Linked DNA regions of Mus musculus: region 1 is linked to region 2. Evidence: chromatin loops called from intact Hi-C (ENCODE). Cell type or tissue: left cerebral cortex. All regions are shown on one strand.

What was found. A loop is a pair of places that touch in the nucleus more often than their neighbours do. Peaks named below come from ENCODE experiments on the same cell type or tissue, not always from the same donor. Only the 100,000 strongest peaks of a DNase experiment are listed, where the experiment ranks them.
Region 1: a loop joins it to region 2, with 2.9 times the contacts of the local background. A loop is called at or near these places in 4 of 42 quality-filtered maps.

The regions. Positions count from the first base shown.
Region 1 is chr1:143,671,370-143,679,369 of GRCm38, reverse strand. Cdc73 (cell division cycle 73, Paf1/RNA polymerase II complex component) reads left to right here. Exons shown (of 17, transcript NM_145991.2): 7 at 1,515-1,731; 8 at 7,942-8,000. Among named protein-coding and RNA genes, the nearest start is that of Cdc73, 28 kb to the left of the region's middle. In left cerebral cortex, a CTCF peak has its summit at 3,432; a DNase peak (open chromatin) is centred at 4,607.
Region 2 is chr1:141,950,608-141,958,607 of GRCm38, reverse strand. No RefSeq gene overlaps it. Among named protein-coding and RNA genes, the nearest start is that of Gm25457, 660 kb to the right of the region's middle. In left cerebral cortex, no CTCF peak of the experiment used is centred here; a DNase peak (open chromatin) is centred at 3,950.

The sequences.
Region 1 (8,000 bases), 1.7 Mb before region 2:
CCTTCCTTCCTTCTATTAAACCTAATATATTTTATTCTTTAGACAAGATTTTTTTGCTGCTCTTGTTAGAGAGTTGTTATTAAGATTGTTATGAATATATTTAAAATAATATAATTTTGAAGCCTGACGATTCCTGGGCTACTTTTTTTTTTAAGTTTTAGATTGCTTTATTTTACTTTTTATGTATATGATTATTTTGCCTACATGTATTTCTGTGTACCATGTGCCTGGTGTTCACAGAGATCAGAAGAAGGCATCATGATCCCCTGGAAATTGATTTATGGATGGTTGTGAGCTACCAAGTTGGTGCTGGGAACTGAACCAGGGACCTTGCAAAAGCAGCAAATTCTCTTAATCTCTGAACCATCCCCCCAGCGCCTGGGAGCTGACTTATTGTCTCTAAATCTCTTAGCGCACCAGGAAATTAAAGCAGGAAGAAGTGCGCTTTTCATCATTGCGTACTACAATTATTATTTGTGTCATTGTTGATAAAGGTATCTTTAAAATAGGACTGTACATATGATGATCATTTTATGAAGTCTACGTTTAATATTTAAAGTCTTTTATTGTGAAAGCACAGCTTCTCTATGCTTTCTGCCTATTTGAGAATCAAGTAAATTGAAGACATAAACGCTGTCCAAATACATTTATTTCAGTATGTGATTATTTTTACTTGCAATTTCTTATAATGAAGTTTTAATTAAGCATGGCTTTGTCTTCCAGAAATTAAAAGAATGATTGTGCCATATAAAGTTTCTTTTGATTCTGTAGTTTGTTGTATATGTGGCTTATAATTTTAAAACCTTGAAATATATTTCATGGAAAAATCCAAGCTTTGAGGTTCTTTTCTTTTAGCAGAATGATGTTTTAATTCCATTCCAGGGTGACCTATGTGCTTCTGTATAATTTTCATATATAGAGAGTGACAGCTGTAGCTGTAGATTGCTAAAGACTCAGGGCGTATAAGCAGAAGAACCCTTACCATTTATTTAGTTCTGCTCTACTGGGGAGATTTTTTAACAAAAGCAAGGTATTTTGTAATTGTTGTTCCTATAATTGTTTTTAATTTTAAAGAAATGACTAATTCAGGGCCAGAGAGATGGTTCAGTGGTTAAGGGTACTGGCCATTCTTCCAGAGGATTCTGGTTTGATTGTTAGCTGAAACATTGTGGCCTACAACTGCCTGTAGGTTTAGTTTCAGGGAATTTGATGCCTTCTTTTGACTTTCTTGAGCACCAGACATACAAATGACACACAGTTGTACATGTAGGTAAAGCACTCATACTCAACGTAAGTAAGGAAACTATTAACTTGTTTTTAGAGTATTATCTGTATGAGTTGTTACATGTAAAAGTCCCATGTCACCCTAAAATAACAAATATACAATTTTATAGAAAAGCTTATTGCCATGTGCAGTGGTTTTGTTTTTCCTCCCAGTCAATTTAAGTGCCACAATGTATATGTTGTACTGAAAGAATCTTGGCTGTGAAATTTAAAAAATAAATTACTTTTAGGTCTTTGTCTGAAGCCATGTCAGTGGAAAAAATTGCTGCAATCAAAGCCAAAATTATGGCTAAGAAAAGATCTACTATCAAGACTGATCTAGATGATGATATAACTGCCCTTAAACAGAGGAGTTTTGTGGATGCTGAGGTAGATGTGACCAGAGATATTGTCAGCAGAGAGAGAGTGTGGAGGACAAGAACAACTATTTTACAGAGCACAGGAAAGGTAATTAAAATATTTTACTCACTTTTGGAGTGCTATAGTATTGTTTGAAACTTATAGGTTTCGTTTTATTTTAAGTTTTATTTATTTATGTTTGAACACCTAAGGACTAATTCTTTGAAACTTTTGTTCTGAGCAAATGTAAGAATTTAAATGGGGAGTCTGTCAATTTGAGGCTTATTCAAACTGTGTGAAGGTGAAAGGAGAGCATTCATTCACCACAGTTCTCCTCTACTCTTCATGTGTGTGAGTGCACATGCCATGTGCTAGATGCTTTAACATGTCAACAGCATTAGTTCTGTTATGTGAACATATTTCTTCTCTCTGTTGGTGGGCTTTCCTCTTAAGTATTCTTAGACATCAATTCTCCATTGATGCATAGTTGCCAACAATGGTGGCTTGATAGAGACATTTGTGTAAAATTACTGTGAAACTCACCCTAATTTTGGAAAGATTTTGTTTAGAGACCCTCTGGGTTTTTTTGAGGTAGAGTCTTTTTTTAGTGGCTTGGACCTGCCCTCGCCTGCTATGTACAGTGATTTTGATTGTAGAATAATATTGGGACTTTACCTTCTAACTTACTGTATCATTTTGCTAGGAATAAAATTAGCAGAAAAGGGATGTAAGGAAAATAGTTACTTCTATTCATTTCATATTTTGATTTGTCGTACATCTTAAGAAGCATTCTCAAGCTGGGCGTGGTGGCGCACGCCTTTAATCTCAGCACTCGGGAGGCAGAGGTAGGCGGATTTCTGAGTTCGAGGCCAGCCTGGTCTACAAAGTGAGTTCCAGGACAGCCAGGGCTACACAGAGAAACCCTGTCTTGAAAACCCCCCCCCAAAAAAAAAAAAAAAAAAAAGAAGCAGCATTCTCCATTGGCCACAGAGATGACTCGGCTGTGAAGGCCCTTGTTCTAAGTCTGGCAACCTGAGTGCAGCCTCCAGAGCCATGCAAAGATGAAAACCAAATTCTACAAAGTTGCCCTCTGCTCTCCACACACGGCGTGGCATGTGTGTCTCCACATACATACCATGCACGTGTGTGCATACACGAGTAGAAAGAACGTAAGTTTACTTTAGACAGAAAGGAACTGTTTTCCGTATCCATGCAAACTTGTAATGTGCATTTGGTTCCTGGTACCTATGTATGGAGAGAACTGACTCACATTGCTGCTCTCTTAGTTCTATGCTTGCACTGTGCTGCATGTGTCCTCATACACATACAGAGAAAATAAAAAACAACCATTTCCCAGAGCTTACTTAAAACTACAAAGAAATGTGAGGCTATAACTAAAACTTTCACTTTTCAACTTTTTGTTACCAATAGTTAAATGGTGTTATTATTTTCATTGCATAATTGGCTAATACTTGATTAACACTGTGAGTTACTAGTTTCTTTTTTGATTTTGTGTTGTGTTTTGAGACAGGGTTGTACTGTGTAGTCCTGGCTGTCCTGTAACCTGCTGTGTAGACTAGGCTGGCCTCCATCTCAGGAAAAATCCACCTGCTTCAGCCTCAGCCTTGGCCGCATCTTCTGCCTCTTGAGTGCCGGGATGGAAGGCACGTGTCATTATGCTTGGCTTTTTTTTTTTTTTTTTTTAAATTCATTTTAACTTAGTCTGAAACTTACAGGGTTTTTAAAATCTAAAATATTAAAATTTTAAATTGCTGATAGGAGCTTTTTTCCTGTCAACTCTAGGTGGCAGGATTGTACCAGTTTAAGTGTTATAATGTAATGTTGGTACCACTGTATCGTATAAAAAACAGTCATTTAACTATTGTTTAGAAGTGAGTTTTCCTATTATAAATATTAGCATTTAAAAATAAAGTTAACATTTTTAAAGGTCAAAATTAAACATTTTGACTGCTTATCTCTAGGTATATATAGTTTTCATCTGCTAAACTCTAAACATATCTATAGATACTTAAAAGGAGTATGGAACGTGGAGTATGGGATTCATGTGTGTGCATGTGTACACTTGGAGGTCAGAAGACAGCTTGGAGAGTCACTTCTTTCCTTTCCCCATGTGCATTCCTGGGATTGAGCTCAGCTTGTTAGGCCTGGCAGCTCTGGCCTAATGTAGACTTGAGACTTACCTTCATTATTACCTAGTATCAGAATTTTATATTCTGAATTCTAAGCAGCAAGAAAGTTCAAGTTTTTATTATTCTTATACAGTTAATATACCTTAGTCAAGGCAACCTGTTTTATAGTATCAATCATTACATTATATTAAATGTCTTACTCTGTTTTGTGCTGCTAAAACAGAATATCACAGACTAACTTGTAACCAACAGAAATTTTTGTGCCACTAAAATAAGAGGTCTTATTCTGTTTTGAGCTGCTATGACAGAGTATCACAGACGGAATAATTTATAATGAATAGACGTTTCTGTGGTTCACCATTCTAGAGGCTGGAAAGTCCAAGATCAAGGAACTGCATCTGATGAGGGCTTTGTTACTGCATCAAAAATGGCGGAAGGTATCACATGGGTGAGAGAGAGGGAATGAAAAGGAGGGCTGAATTTATTATTTTATCAGAAAATGACTCTTAAAATCACTAAGCCACTCATTTAGTCGCCACTTAACCCAATTTTTAAAGTCACTTCTTAAAAATCCCACCTTTTAGTAATAGTGTATTTAGAGTACATTTTGTAACATACAGCTTTGGGGGGATATTTTTAGACCAAAGTAATTTATTATTGAATCATTGGTATAAAGAGATCTGTACAAAGGAGATAATCACATGTAATTCTTGCACACAAGACTTGATGATGCTATTTGGATCGATTCTCCTAGAGTTTACGTCTCTCATTCAGTTTTACCACTTTAAAAGTGATCTGATTTTCTTGTGTGAGCAGTTGGACTGAGATTTCATTTGCATTTGGCACTGATTTGCTGATGTTTGCAGTAAAATGGTGCAGAAACCATGGCTTCTAACACTGCTGGTGCTTGGCTTGAGTCAAGGCAGGGGCACCCAACATTACTAGCAAATCATGGTGTTCTTTGTTCACCAGGTTTAACCTTAATTAAAGAGTGACCTTTGAATATACTTAATGAAATTTAAATGGAACAGTAGTCCTGCACACTAAAAAAGAAAATCTGTAGTTGCTTTTATGAACAGCATTTGTATTGTGGTTTGGGTTATTAACTAAAGAAATTTTAAAAAAAGGAAAACGTGTTTTATTTAAATGTCTGTTTTTCAGACTTAGGTATTTTATAGATAGTCTTTGAAATAGTGTCAGGAAATGCAACTGACCAATGTAACTTTCCTGAGAAAATTAAAATTTTGGGAAGTTTCTGCTACGATTTTTCCAGTTTTCTAAATCATAGACTGTTTTGATGAAACTTTTGTAAATAATATTAACTGATTTAATATGTAAAAGCATTAGTGGGGGCTGGCGAGATGGCTCAATGGGTAAGAGCACTGACTGCTTTCCTGAAGGTTCTGAGTTCAGATCCCAGCAGCCACATGGTGGCTCACAACCACCATAATGAGATCTGACACCCTCCTCTGGAGGCGGCTGGCCCGACTGGAGTAAGCAGAGGTCCTAAATTCAATTCCTAACAACCATGTGAACGCTCACAACCATCTGTACAGCTATAGTGTGCTCATATACATAAAATAAATAAATATTTTTTAAAAAGGTATTAGCAAATGACATATTTTTAAATGTCGAATAATACAATGTGTTAGTCTGGAGTGTATGTATAACTGCATAACCCAGAGATGGGTATTTTCCTGAGGATCAATGGGTGAATGAAAAATTTCATTTAAAGTACAGATAGATTGATAAAATTTAAAATATTAATGCACAGTATTTATGGATGTAGTTTCTACTTGCAGTATCTTTTAGGAAACCATTTATTTTGGTATGATAGTAAAAAGGAATATCAGCTATCTGAAAAGTTATCTTAATGCTTCTACCATTACTGTTTGAGGCAAGATTTTCTTGATATCTTTGAACAAACATGATAACACAGTAGATATGTAGAAGTAAATATCAGAATTCAGCTATCATTTAGTAAACCAGATATTAAGCACACTTAATAAAATTTCAGGTTTTTTTTAGTCTTAATACTTTCTGGACACATTTTAGAAATAATTTTTATAAAATATATTATGTTTACATAGAATCTTGCTTCTTTCTTGTTTTTTTAAGGAATTCCTTAAAAATTGTCAGTTTTAATCTTTAGTGTGATAAATTTGAACTTCAGCATAAAGACCTTAGAGTCTTCTGTAGTTTCCAATATGGCAAAGTAGTTCTGAGATCTGTATTTGCTGCTGTAAAGAAACAGGAACTAGTTAGTATACAGTAATTATACTAGTGGTATAGAGTTATGTATAAACTTCTTATTTGCTATACATAATATTTGCATAATAGTTAATATGCATAAACCAGGCAGTGATTGATGATGCTTTGGTCCTTAGCCTCATAGAGATGATACTCTAGTACCGGGCGTAATGAGTGACATGCAGAATAAGGTAGGTATTTAGCAAGTGGAGGTAACTTATCCAAGGTAAAGGGGAAAAGTGTATTTCAGTGTAGTAGAACCTGCAGGCCATGAGGCTGACGTAGTCAAACCTTAAGGTGGATGGAGTGATACAGTGCAACAAGGAGTCACATTGTCGCTTTCTTTACAAAGACTTATTCTTACTTTATGTGTGTGGGCGGTTTGTTTTCATGTATGTTAGTATATTATGCATATGCCTGCTGTCCATGATGCTCAGAAGAGGTCACATTTCCTGGAACTGGCATTTTGGATGGTTGTAAGCTGCCATGTGGGTGGAGGCAACTGAACCTGGGGTGACTGGGAGAACAAAAAGTACTCTCTCCAGCCCCCAGATTTCTTTCTTTTAAAATAATCTTTCTATGTCTGTGTGTGTGTGTGTGTGTGTGTGTGTGTGTGTGTGCGCGTGCACGTGTGCACATGCACACCCACACACACGCATATAACCACACACCATATGAATGCATGCACACAGTCTTACAATGGTACAAATGGGGCGGTCAAAGGGTAATGTTGTGGAGTTGGTTTTCTTACAGCTTTACATAGGTTCTAATGATTGAACTCAGGGAGAAAGGCTTGCGCTTCAAGTTCTTTACCCTTTGGATTACTTTGCTGGCCCCAGAATGCTTCAGTTCTAAAGAAGAGAATTATACTTGAAGTACACGAGAGCAGGGGCCATGTGTTCTTGGTTATCATTGGATTTTCATGTCAGTTAAGGTAGTTTACTGTAGATACTCACAGATTCCTTAAACCAGTGGTAGGGGCAAGAGTCCTAAGTATTCTTAGTCACTGGGGGATACGGGTAATCTTAGGTAAACCTCAGGGCAGAGCAGTGGATCAGGCACCAAAGAAGGCTCTTTGTTGAAGAAGGAGGAGTAATCACCCAGTCAGCAGTGTTAGATATTCACGGGCGGGCAAGCTTGGTTGGGCTTGGTTTCCACCTTTTCAGAGTTAGTTCAGAAATGTATAGTGATTCCTACAGATATCTGTAACTTTTAGCATTTTAGGAAGTCTGTGGCAATCTGAATAGAGCACAGGAATGTATTATACTTTGAGTTTTAGTAGCTCCTTTTGAAACAAATCTGTTACATTTAAATGATTACTTTTTTCTTGGTTACATATTTGAATAGATGCAGAATAATACAAATTGTATCCAATTGTTCTAAGTATGATTTCTAATAGCCACACTCAAAGTAGTTGGCTTTATTTTTATGTGTCATTGTATTACCTTGTTTTCTTTTGACTCAAATACTCAAGGGTAGGAGCTTCATAAAAGGTTAGGGCTGGGGATATAGGGTAATGTAGAACACCTGCTTGACTCTGTGAGGGCCCAGCATCAGGAGTGAGGAGGAAAGATACTAAGTTCAAGTTTTGGAGTAGGAAACTGGAAGATTGGACAGCTCTACCTCTTGGTTACAGCATCAAGTTGTACATCAATCTCTGATAGCAGCTACCAAATAACATAATTGTTCCTCATTGGGCCCCACTTTCTAAAGGCTCCTCTACCTCACATCCCCATGCTTAGGAACAGCTATCTAGCATAGGGATGTTTGGGAGACATACCACTTCCAAACCATAGCAAATTCTAGTACTTTATGAATTAGGAAAACTTAGTAGGAAGAAAGTTTCCATATAAATCGCTAAATGGATAAACCTTTGCACATGTATGCTGGGTTTAATTAGAATCTTTTCATGTTTTAGAATTTTTCAAAGAATATTTTTGCAATTCTTCAATCTGTAAAAGCCAGAGAAGAAGGTCG
Region 2 (8,000 bases):
TTAGATCTTTAATTTATTGATAAGAGCATTTTGGAGAATATCTTCCCTATAATTTTGATGTATTCTTATGTCAATCTTGTATTTTCCTGTACATATAATATATTATACACTGTATATGATGTTTTATGTATGGCATTTTTAATAGAGTACACTAATGTGTAAGCAGTTTCTACTTTTGACCCTTTAGGTTATTTTTGGATAATTGTTTGAAGAGCAGATAGTGCAACGAATCCTGTAGTTGTGTTAACTTGACTTTCTTGACAGAAGGATCATTTAGGAAGCACTTTTTGAAAAAGAAAATGAACACATTTAGAATTAAATGGATAACCAATGCAATTCTATACCATGTATTTTCACCACCTTCATTATGGATTCTACTTAATAGAAATAATTCCCTTTTCTTAATGGGAAGCTAGCTCAGTCACTAAACTGTCATCTACATCAACACCTGAATTGGTATCTGCCAAACACATGCACAAAATCAAACTGGGGATGCTTATATCCATGTCATTGGGAGGAGGGGCGGCAGGGGGGGGGGGGTGCAAAGAATCAGGCAGATCCCTGAAGCTCACAGTCTCATCAGAGGAGTTGGACACAACAAATTTCAATAACTTAGTTTGTAACACAATGCCTGCATAATGAATGACAATACCAGTTGACTTTTATTTTGCATTTTGTATTTCCCTTTTTATTCGCTATTTTCTTTACTTACATTTCAAATATTATCCCTCTTGCCTTGTTTCTCCACTGAAAACCCCCTATATGTCCCCCTCCCCCTGCTTACCAACCCACCCACTCCCGTTTCCCTGTCCTGGCATTCCCCTACACTGGGACATCCAGCCTTCCCAAGACCAAGGGCCTCTCCTCCCATTGATGGTCAACAAGGCCATCCTCTGCTACATATGCGGCTGGAGCCATGGGTCCCTCCATGTGTACTTTTTGGATTGTGGTTTACACTCTGGGAGCTCTGGAGGCTACTGGTTGGTTCTTATAGTTGTTTCTCCTATGAGGCTGCAAACCCCTTCAGCTCCTTGGGTCCTTTCTCTAACTCCTCCACGGGGGACCCCGTGCTCAGTCCAATGGTTGGCTGTGAGCATCCAGCTTTGTATTTGTCAGGAACTGGCAGAGCCTCTCAAGAGACAACTATATCAGGCTCCTGTCAGCAAGCAGTTGTTGGCTTTTCAATAAAGATGTCACAGCTAGATTGAGAGCTAAGAGCAGATAAGCAATCTATCCTGACAAAGGAAGGATCAGTTTTCTCCACAGAGAAGATTCTGAGAGGTTATCCAGTTCTAAGTGGTCACCTGTAAGCAAATGTATGTACAAGCATCACTTAATTGTGTCAGAAGATTTCATATTTCCACACATACACGGGTAGGTATATAAATATTATAATTAAAGATGAAGAGGTAATTAATATGAGAGGGATGGAGTGGAAATGGAAGGAGTGGGAGGGAGGTCAGGGAACGATTGAAGTAGCATAAGTATAATAGTGATGTAAAAATTCTTAAAATTAACTAATGAATATATTCTTAAAATTTTCAACTGATAAACGAAAAAGATTAGAATTTTCTGATAGAAAAATAAAGCAGCTATGTGATATAAAGAGAAGTATTTGTTGAAGGATGTTGAACTATCCATAAAGCAAAAGAGTCCTATATGGCCTGGGTAGAGGGGACCATTCACCCAGGTAGAGGCTCTATTGTCAAAATTGTCCAGTTTTAATCTAAGAATAACGTTATAATCCATGTGATTTTCTCTGCTTTATAATTTGAAAGTGAACAAAGAGTTTGTATCTAATAATTATGGCTTATGAAATGTTTACAGTATCTATAAGTGAATCACAAGTATAAATTTAGCATTTTTTTAAATCTGTTTCTAGTTACTCCAATAATATCTTTGACGCTGGGTAGTTATAAAGAAAGGAGAAGCCAGGCATGATGGTGCACATCTTTAATCCCAGCACTCAGGAGGCAGAGGCAGGCAGATTTCTGAGTTTGAGGCCAGCCTGGTCTACAGAGTCAGTTCCAGGACAGCCAGGACTATATAGAGAAACCCTGTCTTGAAAAACCAAACCAAACCAAACCAAACCAAACCAAAACAAAACAAAACAAAACAAACCAAAACAAAACAAAACAAAACAAAACAAAACAAAACAAAACAAAATAAAACAAACAAAAAACAAAACAAAACAAAAACAGAAAGAAAGGAGAGGGTTGTTTGCTGAACACATCCTTTGGGAAGGTAGATTTTTAAGTAGCATTGGTTATTTAATTTATTTACATTTTAAATGTTGCCCCCCTCCTGGTTTCCCCTCTTCAACCCCCTATCCCAATCCTCCTCCCCTTTGCTTCTATGAATGTTCTCCCCTACTGACCCCCATTCATGCCTTACCTCTCTAGCATCCCCTTAAACTGGAGTATCAAGCCTCCACAGGACCAAGGGCCTTTCCTCCCACTGATGACAGATAAGGGCATCCTCTGCTCCATATGTAGCTGGAGCCATTGGTCTCTCCATGTTATATGTAGCTGAAGCTAATGCGGCCCCTCCATGTGTACTCTTTGATTGGTGGTTTAGTCCCTGAGAGCTCTGGGTAATCCAGCTAGTTGATATTGTTGGGTTTTTTCCTATGGAATTACATTAAGTTACTGTAAAACAGTTTAGAATAGAAGGTACTGGAAGTACAACTGGAGAAGAACGAATGGGATTCTGTATAAAAATGTATGAAACTCAGAAATAAACCATACTTCATATGCAACCCTCCAATATTTCATATTTAATTCAGAGAAGGCATAACTTTCTAAAGTCAGAATTGCTTTGCTCAAATTAGTAGTAACAAATACATATATGTGTAGTTATACCCACTTATTTATATATAAACAAGCTCACAAACTTTATATTAGTTTCTCCAGAGAGATATTTCATGTCTATAACCCCAGTGTTCTAGGGGCCGATGATTGGAGTTAGTTTGAAAGCAGCCTAATAATAGTGAGTTAAACGCAGCGTAAGATTTAATCTCAGAGAAGCTAAAGAGGAAAAAAAAAAACAGTTTCACTTTAAATCTCATATTTAACTTTCCCCTTTCTTAACAAATATAAATAAATTAAACATTTATACCTCAAATAATAACTAAATAGTAAAGTAAAAGTAATAATGTATTACTTTTCTATTCTTAATTCAAACTAATGGCTTAAATAGTAAGTAGTGCCATAAAAATTATTTGACTAAGCATTTATACTTTAGTATTATTCCTATACAGCTAAGATTTCTATTTATTATAAAACTTTTGTTTCTAACTGAATGGTAACATACATGATATCAGTATTTGAGGAATGCAACATATTAAGAAATGAGGCATAATGTTTGCAGGTTGTAGTTGTGGCTCAGTGCTAGAGAAACTGGAAAGGTCTCCTGAGACTTGGCATTCACTCTAAATAAATATTATTAATCTGTGTCTATTTCTACACATATTTGGAATAAGGACATTGTAATTCTACTCACCTGTATAGAATCAAGTAAAACTTTATAGGAAATGTTTATGCAATAAACATTATGCCATGAAAATTCGATTTATATTATGTCTATTTATTTTGCTTTGTAATTACAGCCTAAATTCTCTACTGTTCCTTATAAAGGCTTTGATTAAAATTGCAGGCAAATAGTGGATCATTTAATGCTGATTAGCTGCATTTCAACAATTTAATCTATGTCATTAAAAAAGATATCTTAAAAAATAATTAACACCAGTTTAAAAAAAATTCCTGTACACCAAGCCGTTGTAATGGACAAAGACAACTTTAGAAAAAGCTATCTGTATTTCACAATAAAACATTATGGCAATAAAGCCTTGAAAAGGTATACAATATTCAGAAAATTATGTCCATATGGCAAGTTGGTTGGTGACTCACCGTCCATAATATCACTCATTTTGCATGGCTAAGCAACTAGCCAAATGTGCAAATATAATTAGCTACAAGCCTCATCTGCAACAGGGTGTCTTGAAAATGAATCTGGTTCATGGAGTATAGAAGGCTCATTAACTCTTTGGGACCCTTTGGGTGCCATTTAAAAGGCATTTGCTCCCTACTATAACTTACATCCAGCTCTAGTGGCTGCTCTTGGGTACTAATTTACTTGCAAGACACCTATGCAGTGGATGGGGGAAAAAGAAAATTTCTTTTTTAGTGTGGGATCTACTCATCATTCCAGTGTATCTCATAAATCACTTTATCTTTCATTTTTAGAAATATCTGCATCTAGGATATCTATACATTAATGAATATCTATTAAATCCATTGGCAGTATTTCATGCATTGTTATAGTTAGGATAAGACAAATTTATCTTGACAGTAGAGATCTCAGATATCTAGGAGCTATTATGTCATACTTATTTTTTTGTTTGCAAAACAAAGCCACATCCTTTGGATCTTTGCATTTTATTTCTAAGATAGCTTGAACTCAAACAAGAAATATATACTCTACTGCAAGTAAATATGTGTTCTTCAGTTCTGCAGAAACCAAGGTGGATGTGTTAGAGCTGACTTGGCCAGCCAGATGTGAAACTGTTACTATTTAAAAGCCAGAGAAGAGAATATCAAAGCTGTTTAAACACTTGTCATTGATACTTTTTTTTAATAAGAAAAAGATTATTAGAAAAAATTGCAATGTATTTCACAGTTTTATTTTTGTTTTTAAAATATGCAAAAGGAAATTACATTTTACTTGCTGACCAAATAGAGACACTATTTTAGTAATATTTGAACCCTTTCTCCTTTGAATTTTATAAATGTGTATTTTTAATATTTTTATTATTATATGTCAAGCACATGCCTGTCAGAATTTGCACAAACACTGAAGCCCCGTATAAGTAAGATGTTATCAAACCCTGGATTGTTGGGGTTACTGTTATTTGGATCCAACAGGCATGGGTGTGGGGAACCGAACTCAGGTTGTGTGCCATGACAGTTCATGCTAGTAACTCTTGAGCTATCTTGTAAACCTGTCACTTGAAATGAAAATGCGTGACTTTTGACTTACATATGATTATGAGTTTTAGCTGTCATATTATTTGTATCATTTATTTTTGTTCTACATTGGCTTCATGCATGTTTGACAAGCACTCTGTTATTCAGGTGATCTATTTACCATGCTATTATAATTTGTTATTTTAATATTCATAAATTTTATTTCACCTGTATAAGTGTTTTGCATGTATGTATGCATGCATGTATGTGCATATGTGTACATCTGTATCTGTGTGTGTGTGTGTGTGTGTGTGTGTGTGCGCGCGCGCGCTAGATGTGTCGCCAGAGGTCAGAAGAGAGAAAAGAGTACTAAAAAATTGCAATTACTGGCAATTGTGAGGTACCATGTTAGTTCTGGTAACAGAACATGAGTCTTCTATGAGAACAGCAACTGTCTTCAACCACTTATCCATTTCCAAGTCCCTTAAAATTCATCAAACATGTACTGTCTCTACATTTCTCAGTGTATTTCTCCCTAAAGATAGCATGAGTCACTGATTTTGTACAGTTTGATTCCATGTATTTGTTTTCTTTTGTGTTTTAGAGAAACATCTCCAGCCAGGCATGTATTTGAAGGGGGTTTTCTGCCACAATGAATCAATGTTTTAAAATTAATTTTATTCTTTGTAATTAATAATTATTCAGCAACATTCTATAAACACATTTAAGATCATGTATGGCTTTGTATGAACTGCCCAAATCAAAAACTATTGAGAGAAAAAAATCACTGGAATTAAAATAGCAACAACTTTAATAGCATAAAGCATGATCCCGACACTATCCTAACTCTGTTATGGGGTTATAACATTGCAAATTCAGTAACCAAGGTCCAAGTTGCTTACAATACTTTAACATAGTGAAATTCAAATTCCACTATAATCAGAGAGATGGACCTTCAACTTTCTATATTTTTCTTATATCTTTCTCATTTATATGCTATTTCTGATTTTCTACCAAATATTCTTTTTAAATTGGTGTGTGTGTGTGTGTGTGTGTGTGTGCGCGCGTAGCACAAATAGCATATACATATGTTGGAATTTGCATTGACAAAATTTCCTTATTTAAAACATGGTTATTTTTATGGGAGGTGAGTTGAATACATTGGTGTATGTGCATTGCAAATCATGTGCATATGCTCTGAAAGAACTCAGCTATAAACTACTATTTTGTTCTGATATTTGTGTTGTCATTCTGTCTTTTAGGGAATGGGTTGTGAGGTTTTCTCTGATAAACACTGTAAAGGTAATTTTATTTGGCAGACTTCATCTTGGAGTTTTGCGGCTGAATAAGTTCATCCTTTCTAGTTCTTTCTGAACTCTGGCTGGCTGGTTCAACTCAGCTGTTGTGGCTCATACTCCTCTCCAAGATGACTGAGTCAAACTGGCTTCTCTGGGCTTTTCACTGAGTTGCACTGCTTGAAAAACCTGTCTCCAAATTCCAGGAACTGAACTGCACTGACTCCACAAGATTTAATAAAATAAACAGAACTGCATGAACTCAACTGTGTTGAACTGAACTGCACTGAATTGAATTGAACTCACCTGAACTGTGTTGACTGATCTACCCTGCATGGAGACCTTATTGTTTGGGATGAAAGGTGTATACTAAGGACATACTAGAGGGATCAAAGGGGTCTGTACTCCAGCCAGGACAGTCCTGTGGCTGGATTAAAATTCCTACACAAGAGCCTGATTGTGTATAGCCTGGTACAGATACAGAGCAGGCTACATGTATAGACTTCAATTCAGTGTTAGTCTTTCACCAAATTGAACCCTCCTGAGCAACTGTTTTATTGATAGATTTTTTTTCTTCAATAGCTTCTTTTCTGTTTTACAGTAACACAAAAGGCACAGGTTGAATCATTTTGTTCTGACAGAGTTGAATCTTTTTATATTTTATCATTAATTTATTTATTTATTCACTTAACATGTAGAATGTAGTCCCCCTCCTCCAGATAGATAGATGAGAGAGAGAGAGAGAGAGAGAGAGAGAGAGATTTATTCCTTTCTTTCACTTAAAAATGTAAATAATATTTAAATAGAGGTCTAAGGAGAGTATATATTTGTTGAACAATTTCCTTTTATCATTATTTTTTAACTATTCCCCTTTAAGTACCATGCTGGCTACAGCACACATCACACACACACACACACACACACACACATATTTGATTTTCAGAAAGATGAGTCTACTCTGGAAACAGTTTGAATTTTTCTCCAATGATGACAAGTTTTGTCACAGTAACAGAAAATACTTAAAATATAAGATACTTAAAAGTCAACTTTGTTTGCGGCTGCAGACATGGATGAGAAGTTAATATCACTTGTTCTGGACTGTGACTATTGTTTAGGTCCCAGTAACTCAGTGAAGAGTAGATGGCTTTTCACCAGAAACATGGTAACTTCTGCTCCAATATGAGCAGTACATGGGAATCACTGGAGCTTGTTGGTTTTCCGGCCTTGCCAAGGATTCTCAGGTCCAGGTTGGCAGGGGAGAAATCTACCTCAACATCTTAGGCAAAGAGTGCTAAAGAATGTATCTTTTGTACGTTACTGACATCCACACCTATACAGAGTTTTGCATCCACATATGTATACACTCAGACAGGCACATAAGTACAATAAATAAATAAGAAATAATTCAATAAACATATACATGCATGTATGCATACATACATACATTTGTACATATGTACATATATACATACACAATGCAAATGATATTCTAAATATTACTATGTTAAATTTCTCTTTAAAATGTGATATGCTAAGAAAGTGGGTAAAGAAGAAACAAACCTGTGTTACAAGACTACTCAAAATAGCTTTGTAAAATTAGTCATGAGTTACAATATATGTTTCTATTGACTAACAATATTGATGTATTTTAAAATATTGAGCAGTATGCTGCACCCAGTGGTTGAGTTACTGTTGTTTCTGAACTCAAAAAAGAAAAAAAAATAAGCCGTATACATTATAT